Linked DNA regions of Homo sapiens: region 2 is linked to region 1. A link is a contact called in ENCODE Hi-C or POLR2A ChIA-PET data. All regions are on one chromosome and are shown on one strand. Each heading gives the region's core, a stretch centred on a gene start or an enhancer-like site at or near the end of the contact. The rest is flanking DNA. Distances are from core to core; before and after follow the strand shown.

Region 1 (6,099 bases), core at 3,005-5,504:
ACTTGGGAGGCTGAGGCATGAGAATTGCTTGAACCCGGGAGGCAGATTGCAGTGAGCTGAGATGGCACCACTGCACTGCACCCTGGGTGACAGAGAGAGACTGTGTCTCCAAAACAAAACAAAACAAAAAGAAAAGAAAAGAAAATTGAGAAGTTTGAAAACGCCTTGATGTTCGGGTGTGCTGGGGCAGCCTTCTCCAGCCTGCCTCTCAAGGGGCTCTGTGATGTGCTCTCCCTCCACAAGGAGCATTGGTGTGGTGCCATGCAGTTATTTGGGAGCCTGTTGTCCTATCCTGCCGTCTGTTGCAGTTTTACAATGTCATTTCCCCAGATTCCTTCAGGAATGTTTCCTCACAAAGGCCTGCTTTTGCAATGCCCCAGGGAGCGATTCTGTCTCATTTTCTTGCTCTTTTTCTTGCTTAGCACTTAATGAACTTTTCTTGGCTGTTTCAACTGTCAGCATTTAAAGTCTGCTGGTGAATGTTGGTTGGCTTTCTCTGTGCTAAACTGGACCATTCAGTGGCGATTATAGTTCTTCAACATCATGAGAAATTTGAGGGAAAGGCGAACCTTCCAAAAGTCTCTCAATGCAGCAGGAAGTGCGTCTGGCAGAAAAAGGAAGGGGAAAAAAAGCCCTCAAGGTCCATTCTCTTCTCATAAGACAGAATGGGGCATGTACTGGAAAGCCCTATGGAAATAAAGCCAAAAGGAAAAAGACAGATGCCACACTGATGTCTTCGCTTGTGTTGTTTGTATGACACAATTGGCATGTGGCCCATTCCTTCGCAGGTTAATAAATCATTAACAGAACGTGGTGTTAGACCGGGCAGTGCTCAGAGACTCCTAGACAAATATGACGTCATTCCTGACTTTAGGAAACTCTGAGATTAGTGGGAAGACCAGCAATAAGCTGATGCCGAGGGAATAACTTCCCAAGTGGGGAGACAGATCTGAAGCACCGTGAAGGCACCGAGGGCCACCATCTCCACCTGGGAAGGGCCTGGGAAGCAGACAATCCAGCAGGGAGCCAGCTAGCCTGGGTATGCAGCAGGCACAGGCCTGTCTTCAAGGGTGCCACGTTGAGGGAATTGGAAATATTAATAGTTCAGAATGGCCAGAGGAATGGTTCTTTCAGGGCACCAAGTGGCAGGTTCATTCATTCATCCATTCTAGTTATTCATGGAGAACCCATCATGCTTTACTAAATGTGAGGCCGACATTTATGGAGGCCTGGCTAGAAAAGCAGGAGAGACCGGGAGGGCCTCAGGTGCCGACCGCAGCACAGGCCTTATCTGGAAAGCCATGGAGGGCCAGGGTGGCTCTCACCAGGACATGGACATGATCAGACGTGTGTGTCGGCCATCGTGTGCGAGACATTCTGGGGACCCCAGCCTGGGGGCACTGGGGCTGGGCAGGTGAGAACGAGTCCCCAGATGGTATTGGGAAGGGGAAGGAGATTATCCAGCCAAGAGGTTCTAGTAAATCAGATCTATTTATTGGATGAAATGAGAGGGCGAGTCTTTGCTGGTGTCTGAGTTCTTTTTTGGGGAAGCATTGCGTGCTGATGTCATCCCCGAGATCAAGGAAGAAGGAGGCACAGTTGAGGAAAGACGATTAATTTGAGGAGTCTGAAAAGTTAGAGGTGTTCGTTGTAATTTTGGGGTGATGCCCATAAGGCTGTCAGACTTCTAGGGCAGGCCATGGGGAAGAGAAGAGAGCTGCAGATGCGGATGTGGGGGTATGGCGAAGTCGTGGGTGTGGTGGAGATCACGTAGGTACAAAATGATCATTAAATATAACAAAAGTTCCTGAGAGCTCGCTCTGGGCTAAATCCTGTACTAAGCACTACTCCATTGACTCTTCAGTGGGACCCTATGAGATTCTGGTTTTAATGGTCTCCATTTTACAGAGGATGAATTTGAGACAGAGCAGTTCAAGCAGCTGCCTGAGGTTGCACAGCCTGTTAAGAAGAGCGGTGGGTGGGACACAGTGTGGGCCATTTACAGGAGGACTGAGAGAGGGAGGTTGAGAAGCCTGTAATTGAACTGAAATCCATGGGGCAGTTGTGGTACGGGAGCCACTGGGTTGGGTCAGCCTCTGTTTTGCCCGGTGGTCTCCCAGAATTCCGGGTCTCCTTGCTGCTCCAGTTAACTGCTGCACTTTTCTGCAGGGCAAGGAGCCGTATCTCAAAGAGATACATCTCGTAAGAGAATGCAGGCCATGCTGCCTGCAGGCTGTGAGCCTCCCCCTTCAAACCTCCAGGAAAGGGAAGAAAGCTCTGCACCTGGCATTGTTAACTTCAGGCTTACAAGAGTTGAGCCAAAGCTAACCTCCCATCTTGGCAAGTTGAAGCCCTACTCACCTTGGAAGGCTCATTGTGAATGGCAACTTCTCCTGGAAGCTCTCCAGATCCTCCCCCAGACAGGGTCTCTCACTCACAGTACTTTGCACAGGGAAATATCTTATTACCATGCAATCTTTTCCACAGTTGTTTGTGTTTGTGTCTTGAAGTCCCGGAGGGCTGGAACTCTATCTATTAATATTTGTGTGTCTTGCATGTAGAAGGTGCTTAATAAATGGTTGCATTAGTAGGTGCTTAATAAGTGGATTCGAATGAAGGGAAAAAAGGTCCTGGAACCTTTTTTCCTCCTCTAATTTTCCCTGTTTTTGGGTGAATTTGCGGCTAAACTATCCTTGTAGTCTGTCCTTCTGATATTTCTTTGTTTCTCTGTAGTCCCATTGTTGATTATTTCTTCCCCATTCATGCATTTACAGGTCTGACCTATATTAGAACTAGCGGTCTCTGGTCTCTGAGTCCTCGAGGGCTGGGTTCCTAACCATCTGTAAGTGCCAAGGCCAGTGCCAGGTCTTTAGTCAAGGTTAATAGATGGCAGCCGGTGAGATAGAATTCCAGCCTCCTGGGAGCCCCTCTCTAACCCTCCTCTGTTCCATCTCCAGCCCACACCCCCTTCTCCCTGGGCCAATCAGCTGCACTATTTCATCCCATCCTAATGAGGGGAGCAGGTGGCCCAGCCATACTCTGGGTCCCTTCTGTGCTTCTCCTTAGTCTTCCCAGCCACTGCTGATCCAGACCCAGACTCACACATGATGTTACGATGATATGGGCTTCAGCTTTGATCAAAGCTGAAAACTGCAGCTGAGACCTGTGCTGGCTGATAAATTAGCAAAGACTGATTTCAGCCAGTTGGGCCAGAGTCTGCAAATAAGTGGTGCCAAGAGCTGTTGGCATAGTTCTAAGTCAGGCCCTTCTAAACTATTCCTTAAAGAACGTCACATCATGGAGGAGGAAACTGGTGGTGTATTGTAGATGTAGGATGGTATCGAAAGGGCCCTCTGTAACCAAGAGGCCAGTAGTTCCCTTTGTCCCTGTTGATTTTCTGCCAGCTTACTCATACTCTGTCAGTAAAGTGGAGGAGAAGGTCATAGAAGAGAAAAAGACAGGGAGGGCCTGCATGTTTCTGTTATTTCCAGTGTGAACATTACAAGCAAGCTCATTAGGGTAATATTTTCAGTGGAAAGGTACATTTCTACTGGGCACAATGTAAGAATATTTTGCTCATGGAATTTTCACTTAACAATAGGGAAAAAAATCCGTTTTCACCAGGCAGCCTGGGCTCCAAGTATGGATTTGACAAGTGTTTCCCCAAATGCCACCAGGTCTGAAGTACGCAGCTGCTATGGAAATTTCAGAACTCTCAAAAGAGCCCCAAATGTATTTTAAACAATCACCAAATCACATATCTAAATTGCTCTTTCTATTGTTGCTAACAACATTTGGGTGTTATAATTAGAGCGACCCCAGAGATCTTGTCTGAGAAATCTTACACATTCATTTAGCTTCTGGACTTTCTGTGCTTTCATTTAGTGTCATGGTGAAATGCAAGGAGTCTGCCTGGCGACTTTCACATCCTATTCATTAGAAGTTTTACTTTCTGGCCCTAAGACGTTGATGTTTGGGTTTTCAGAAGTGTAAGATCATCTTGAATCTGAAACTGTCTTATCTTTGTGTCATTTTTCTTGAAGTCTCACCCACCTGTCTCTCAATCTCATGTCAAAAGTCATCCCATGACTCTTCCATGTTGTCTGATGTGATTTCTGGTTCAGTTTAATGAAGTTGTGAGAAAGCACATCATGGAGATGGAAGGAGGCTGTGTTTTCTACTGTGTGACAGTGTCATTGACTCATCCTAGCGATGCCACTCGCCGCAGGGCTGGAGAGCAGTTGATTGGCTCGAAGAAGAGGGCACATGGATTTATGTAAACCACTTGTGACCATGTTCGGGACTTTTGCAGGGCCTTAAAATTCTATCACAAATGACTCAGCTCTCTTCACAGCTATATTTTTTCAGGCATTTTTCCCCATTCAGGTTTGATAATTTTCTCTCTCAGTTCCTTCTGGTTAATCTTCTTATCTTCAAAATGTAAAACTACCATGCCCATTTTAAAATTAATTTACATGCTGAAGTTTTTTTTTTTTTTTTTTTCCAGACAACTTTCTCCTACCCTTTTTAAAGATGATATCTAACAGGGAAAAATCATGCTGACTTCTTAAAGTCTATTCTGGGATTTATTGGCAATTTGTTCACACACATTAAAGGTTATATTAGAAACTCCCCAAGTACTCACATTAACCAATGAATATAGCATATCGCAGATAACTTGGGCATCACTGTGGGACATAAACAAGGGGTCTCATTGCTTTATAATCTATGTATGTATACCCATTACAGCTTGGTATAGAGTAGCATTGAAAAACAGAGTAAGAATAACTTTTTGCTGGTCGGGCGCAGTGGCTCACAGCTGTAATCCTAGCACTTTGAGAAGCTGAGGTGGGTGGATCACCTGAGGTCAGGAGTTTGAGACCAGCCTGGCCAACATGGTGAAACCCTGTCTCTACTAAAAATACAAAAAAATTAGCTGGGCGTGGTGGCACAAGCCTGTAATCCCAGCTATTGGGGAGGTTGAGGAAGGAGAATCGCTTGAACCCAGGAGGTGGAGGTTGCGGTGAGCGGAGATTGTGCCACTGCACTCCAGCTGTGCAATGGAAGTGATACTCCATCTCAAAAATAAAATAAAATAAATATAAATAAATAATAACAAATAACTTTTTTTCTGTAAATTTTTCTGGATTTTTAGTGTCACACAGCATTTTGGCTCAGTTTTAACTGTTCCAATCACCTGAATTGACATTGTCATCGAGATCTTTATTGAATAAAACTGTGTGAATCAGATTCAGCTTTCTTTTGAGGATTAAAGTAGGCATTGGGAAGTATACAGTATTAGTCAGGGTTCTCTAAGCGAAACGTAACCTGTAGGACATATAGAGATAGACACGTGGGAGGTTTACAATGTTAATGGCTCCCAGGGTTGTGGAGGTCCAGACGTCCTGTGACCTGCCCTTTGCAAGCTGGGGAACCATGAAAGCTGGTGGGGAATTTAGTTCAAGTCTGAAGGCCAGAGAACGAGAAGTTTCAATGTCAGGAGGCAAGAGTAGAAGGATGTCCCAGCTCAAGCAGAGGGAGTGAACTCACCCTTCCTTCACCTTTTACTCTATTCATTGGATAGATGATGACACTCACATTGATGAGGATTGGTGTTCCTTACTCAGTACACTGATTCAAATGCTAATCTCTTCTGGAAACGCTGTACCAGGCAACCCAGAAATACTGTTTTACCAACTATCTGGGTATCTTGTAGCCCAGTCAAGTTGAAACATGAAATTAATGATCACGTATAACTTTGGTTAGACTGGAAGGTACAGAATCTGAAGCTCATAAAGTTCCCACCTTGAGGCCCAGGAAGTACTTTTAGTAAATTGCTGGTTACAGAGAAACCTGGAGGTAGAGTGATGATTTTGGACACAACTTTGTATGCCCCGGGTCTGCCTGAGAACTGAAATACTTCAAGAAAGACCAGGAAGTAATTCAGCTGCTCTGTGGGTGACTTTGTCCAGTATATGGAATAGGAATGAAAACCCCTGGTGAATGGAAAGGCTGGCTTGGTTTTCACACCGTTTCCATGCTGCTCTGCTTCCTGAGGGGCAGTTTAGAAGTTCAAGAGGGCTGTGTCCTCACATGGCC
Region 2 (5,335 bases), core at 1,864-4,363, 170 kb before region 1:
TTCCCCCACCATGAATCACAGCAGCCCTCGCTTCGGATGGCTGCCGTGAGAAGAAAGTGAATCAACCCAGCCCCTTTGGCTTTGAATCCACTGCTCTGTCTCCTGGCTCCAGGCCCCTGTCCTGCCTCCTGGACTGGCTTGGGGACCTCTTTGGCTCCCTCAGATCTACCATGGCCTCCCCCAGGGGTCAAATGCGAGTTCCACTTTTGGAAGAGGCCGGTCCAGCCCAGCTGGACATCCTGAAGGGGAATGGAGCATCCCAGGCCAGGCAGCCTCTACAGCTGCCAGCCCTCTCATGGAGCCCAGAATCTTCTCCTGCTCTTCCAGCCAAGGGGGAGGCCCCCTGCTTGGGAGCTCCTGGGGGCTGTGGCTTGATAGCAGCAATCTCAGAGGTATCTGGTGTTACTTGGGTGTTGCTGTGGGAACCTCACCACTCATGGGTTACCCTTTACACTGGTGACCTTTTCTTTCGTGTCTGAGCAGGATGACATCTCAAATGTCAAGAACTTTAATTTTCACTTAGCAACGTCCCTGTGAGGTGATTTCCAGCCAACTTGGAAGCGGAAAGTTCAGGCATTTCTGAGTGGGTCGAATAATAACAATTTAAAAAGGATCCTCAAACAAAATGAAAAAGGCCCCAGAAAACCCAGACTCTCACCGATCCCCAAACCCCGTCATGCTTCTGTTTCCTCAGGAAGGTGACGCGGTTTCAAGCTCTTGTTGCATGTCAGGTGCACTGGCTATAGTGGGAGCTGGTGGCACTAGTGAGTGGGACGTTTCAGTTCTAAATGGATCAGGGAAGTTGCATCCTCCCCCATCTCCACCACTCGCTTGCCTACCGCAGCCTCTTTCCCCACCCCCCACCTGCAGGTGTAGCTGCTGCTGTTTCTCCCGAGGCGGCCACTGAGAGCCACAGTGTTCTCCCCTCAGGGTGCCCTTTGGCTTGTTGCTTGTGGCTACTCAGCCAGGTAAGACAGCGACATACCATCTTCTCAACATCTTCCCCAAGACCTGGACTAACTGTGGCATCAGACGTAATTGGGGTTTGAATCCTGGCTCTGCAACTTCCACATGGGTGGCTTAACTTGGCCAGGCGCAGTGGCTCACACCTGTAATCCCAGCATTTAGGCGGGTGGATCACGAGGTCAGGAGATCGAGACCATCCTGGCTAACACGGTGAAATCCCGTCTCTACTAAAACTACAAAAACAAAATTAGCCGGGCGTGGTGGAGGGGGGTGCCTGTAGTCCCAGCTACTCAGGAGGCTGAGGCAGGAGAATGGTGTGAACCCGGGAAGCGGAGCTTGCAGTGAGCTGAGATCGCGCCACTGCACTCCAGCCTGGGCGACAGAGTGAGACTCCGTCTCAAAAAAAAAAAAAAAAAAAGTGACTTAACTTTTCTGATTGTCAATTTTCTTGCCCATAAAATAAGGAAAAATACATTTTAACCCGTAGAGTTGTTTCAGAGATGAAACGAAGTGACATATGAGGTATATTTGATATGACAGTCAACACCAGTTAAGGGTTTATCCTGTGCTGGTCACTATTGTAAGCTCTTCTAAGCACTGTGTGAACTCATTCATTCTCCTCTAATGACCCTTAGAGGTAGGTAACATTATTATTATCTCCATTCTTAACATTTTCTAAAAACAGTTATAGTGAGAGAAATTAACGTACTATACAATTTACCCATTGAAAGTGTACAATCCATTGCTTCTTGGCATATTTTTAAAAATTGTGGAAAAATATATAAAGCTTATCATTTTTATAATTTATATTTTATAATTCATATCAGAACCTGGCGATGTGAATTATATTCATAGGGTTGTGCAGCCGTCACCACTATCAACTTCCAGACCATTTTTATCCCTCCCAAGTAGAAACACTGCACCATGTTATGCCCATTCTACAGATGAGAAAACCGAGGCACAGAAAGATGAGGAAACTTGTTCAAGGTTATGCAACCAGTGTCTGGCAGAGCCCGTGTGTGAGCTCAGGTCATTTGGCTCAGAGCTGGTGCTCTTCACCTGCAGGAGGAGCTGGGTATTCTGTAGCCTCTAACTGAGAACCCATTCCGTGCCATGCTCTTTCCTTCGGCCATTGTAACAAGGCTGCAAGACAGACAACGATTGCTGTTCCCATTTTGCAGCTTAGGAAACCGAAGCTCAGGGAAGTTAGACAACTTTCTCAGGGTCACAGCCATGGTGAGCGGCAGAGCCAGCTTTTGACCCCGGGGTCTCACTGACCCCAGAGTTCACAGCAGAGTCGCAGAGCTTTCCTGGTGTCCAGCTTAGAGAGCACACAGTAGGTGCGCGGAGTGCGAGCTGAGCTGCCCTTCGAGATGCAGTTCCGAGGGAAGCCTAGGCCCGGGAGACCCCAGCGGGTCCTGCAGATAAAGGAAAGTTCTCCAGTCAGCCCCGGAGGAACGCTGATCCCGCTGATCCCGAGGCAGGGCCCGAGGTTCCTGTTCGGGGCCTCCCTGCTGTGAAGGAGTCCTGGACCCCCGAGAGGTCCATGGAATTCTGCAGGGGAAGGCCTGATATGGAGGCCTGTGGAAGTCACCGAGGAGCCCCTCTCATACCACCTCACACTTATTTCTTCAGGACTTCAAAGTGCCTCGCCGGGAGGAAACCATGGGGGTCTGCCTGAAGCTGTTAAAGTAGCCGGCAGGATTCGATGTGTGCCCTGATTGCCAGGGTAGGGGCGGGGGGTGTAAAAGAGAGAAAGATTATACACAGGCCTAGGAATGATGAAAGGTCTTAAGCAATGAGGGGGACTTGAAAAGAGGCGACCAACAGGTCGGCTGGTATGCCTGGAGACGGGAGGCGGTGCGTGTGGAGAGTAGCAAGCTGTGCGGAATGAGGCTGGGAAGGTGAGCCTGGAGGCCCTCCCTGAGGCTGGATTGTGGGAGGAGCGGTGGGCAGGACCTTGAACATGACCCTGCGAGGCGGGCCGGGAGGGGGCGTGGCATGCTGCGGCAGTGGGCGGGCTTTGGCTGGGGCTGGGCATAGTCACGGCAGTGGGCGAGGTGTCGCCTGGCCCCGCCCCGTGGGTCCCACCCCCGGGGTGCACCCCCCTCCCTGGAGCTCTGGCTGCGTGCTGGCTCCCAGAAGAGGAACCTGCTGCAGGCGCCGGCGCGGGCGGCGAGGACGACCTGTTTTTCTGACCCAGCCCGGAAGCGCTGGTGCAGGTGGTCTCTGAATGAGGGTTCCTCTTTGCCTCTGATGTCTGGAAGGGGAATTCAGCAAGAGGGACTCCAGTCTGGAGCTCTGACCCCAACTTCCTCAATCCAGGCCCTCAAAGAGGGCGGCCTGTGTCACCGGGCGCCGGATTCCCCGGGGGGTGCCCGGGGTTGGGGCGGCACATTCCCACCTGGAGTGCCCTCATGCCTGGCTATGCCGGACCTGCAGGGTCACACCCTCTCTCTGGACCTTTCCCTCCCCTGCACCCCCGCCCACGCCCCAGGCCCTCTGCTGCTTAAGCCATGGCCCTGGGTCTGTATCCTGACCTGGGCTGGTCATTGTTCTGCATTGGGTAGTTTAATTACAACTTTCTCTGCGCTTATCTGGTCTATGAGCTCGTGATCGCAGGGACCCTAGCACAGGGTCTGGGACTTACTGAGAGATCAGTAAATGTTCATGGATGGTGGACATGGGTGTGTAGGATGCCGGTCTCCTCCCCTGAGAAGGGGCTTGGGCAGAGGAGTCCCTAGTTCGCCAGGAGCAGCCTCGCCCCACCTGACCAGGCCTGGGACAAACCAACAGGTTGCTGTCCTGGAAGGAAAGGGGTGCCTCCTTCCACCTGGGGAGGCTGAGCTGCTTCTCTCCTCTTAGGCCCTGTGCTGCAAGGCGCCCATACCTCCAGTCCGCACCTCAGGAGTCCTTCCCGTGTCCTCTGGGAGTTCCTGCCCATGCTGGCTGAGGCCCCAGGTCTGCCTGGGAGCAGTCCCACAGAGGGAAGGTGGTGGAGGAAGGGGCAGGGATGCTGGCTGAGGAAAGGCCCTCTTTCCTACGATGGCTGTACCCAGGAAGCCGGCCGCAGGTTCCCTAAGCCGAGGCAGCGCTGGCTGTAGTTTCTCTGGGCTCCTGGGCTGGTGCACCTGCCCCTGCCTTCAGAACGGGCCCCTGTGCATGGCTGGCATCTGTGATTGGGGGTAGTGCGTGTTTCTGAGTAATGTGAAAAGAGCAGCTTCTTTGACTTCACCATTCCTAGAAAATGGCCTCAACTTGCTGGAAGAGTGGGGACAGAGGGTCTCAGTTTCTCATGTGAAGCTTGCAGGCCATTGTCTTCAGCACCCAGCATGTTTTGGGGCCTTTGAGGGACTTGAGGGGCTTTTTGAGGAACTCTGGGCATGGGGTTTTAGCCGAGGCTGAAAGTGGAGTTCCCAGGCTGCTGTGCTGAGTCCCAGCTCCCTGCAGCCTCCTGGGTCTGGCCACGTCCACCCGCCCTCCTCCTTTCTCCTGCAGTTGTGCCTCTTTTCCCTGCTGCCTCCTCAGCCAAGCCCAGGGAAGGACTTAAAGGGCAGTGGAGGGGGAAAGAGGCTGGTGGCCTTGATGCCTCTAGGCAGCCGCCTGTTCTCTGGGCTCTGGGCCTGGGTGCCCAGGGAGGATGAGTGTCAGTGGATTTATTTTGCATCAGAAGGAACAGACTGCTCCAGATGCCTTTTCTGGAGTGTTAGGACTTGGGGCAAAAGAGATGGGCCCATCTCCTGAGTTTAGTGCCTGGAGTTTGCTTTAGTGCTAAAGCAAGAAGTAAAAATGGGATTTAAAGAAACCAAATGGAATCACAGTCATGGAGTGTCAGACCTGGACGATGCCTTGGTGACGAGGTGACTCCCTTCCCTTGGCAGAGCAGTGGAAGAAACTGAAGCTCTGAGAAATTCAGGGATGTGCTAGAGGTTCCAGAACTAGGCCTGGAACTTTCTTCGGGGTTCAGTGCTATGCCCGAAACAGTGGAAGGAGCCCGCAGTGTGGCACAGAGCCCCTTCAGAGCTCCAGCAATCTTGAGCTTAGCGTATGAGTAGACCCTGGAAGCCAGAGGACTGCCTGCCATCTCCCCAGAGTTCTCAGGACCAGTGCTGCTGAGGTGATGCACTTGAAGTGTGTGTCCACAGTGGTCAAAAGTTAGCGCTGGGGCCCTGTGCCCTGGCTCCCACATCTCCAGGTCTGGCCTCCATCGGCCCCTCCCTTTCCTTTGTGGCCTTGGCCTTGGCTTATCAGTGTCTCTGCCAGGATGTCCTCATCCTAGAGGGTGAGCTGATAAGGCAGTCTCATAGGATGCAGGGTTGGAAGGTGCCTCAGGGACACTTCAGCTGAGCCCTCTGTGAAAACACCAACC

What was found. A loop is a pair of places that touch in the nucleus more often than their neighbours do. ChIA-PET counts read pairs that join two places held with the same protein, here RNA polymerase II (POLR2A). Pooled maps may share reads with other maps.
Region 2: a pooled map shows a loop between it and region 1 (5-fold over the local background). The contact joins the promoter of LINC01814 here to the enhancer-like site in region 1. A Hi-C loop is called at or near these places in 4 of 37 single-sample maps with no recorded cell type and 7 of 50 pooled maps. POLR2A ChIA-PET finds 5 or more read pairs at or near these places in 1 of 52 experiments (A673).

Annotation. Positions count from the first base shown.
Region 1 is chr2:8,407,071-8,413,169 of GRCh38, reverse strand. No RefSeq gene overlaps it. Among named protein-coding and RNA genes, the nearest start is that of LINC00299, 82 kb to the right of the region's middle. Within about 2 kb of position 4,254, at least 6 of the 41 ENCODE cell types and tissues checked have a DNase peak (open chromatin) inside an H3K27ac peak, as active enhancers do.
Region 2 is chr2:8,581,570-8,586,904 of GRCh38, reverse strand. LINC01814 (long intergenic non-protein coding RNA 1814) reads left to right here and starts at 3,113. Exons shown (of 6, transcript NR_110257.1): 1 at 3,113-3,188. RefSeq lists enhancers at 1,817-2,495, 2,496-3,175 and a silencer at 2,853-3,222.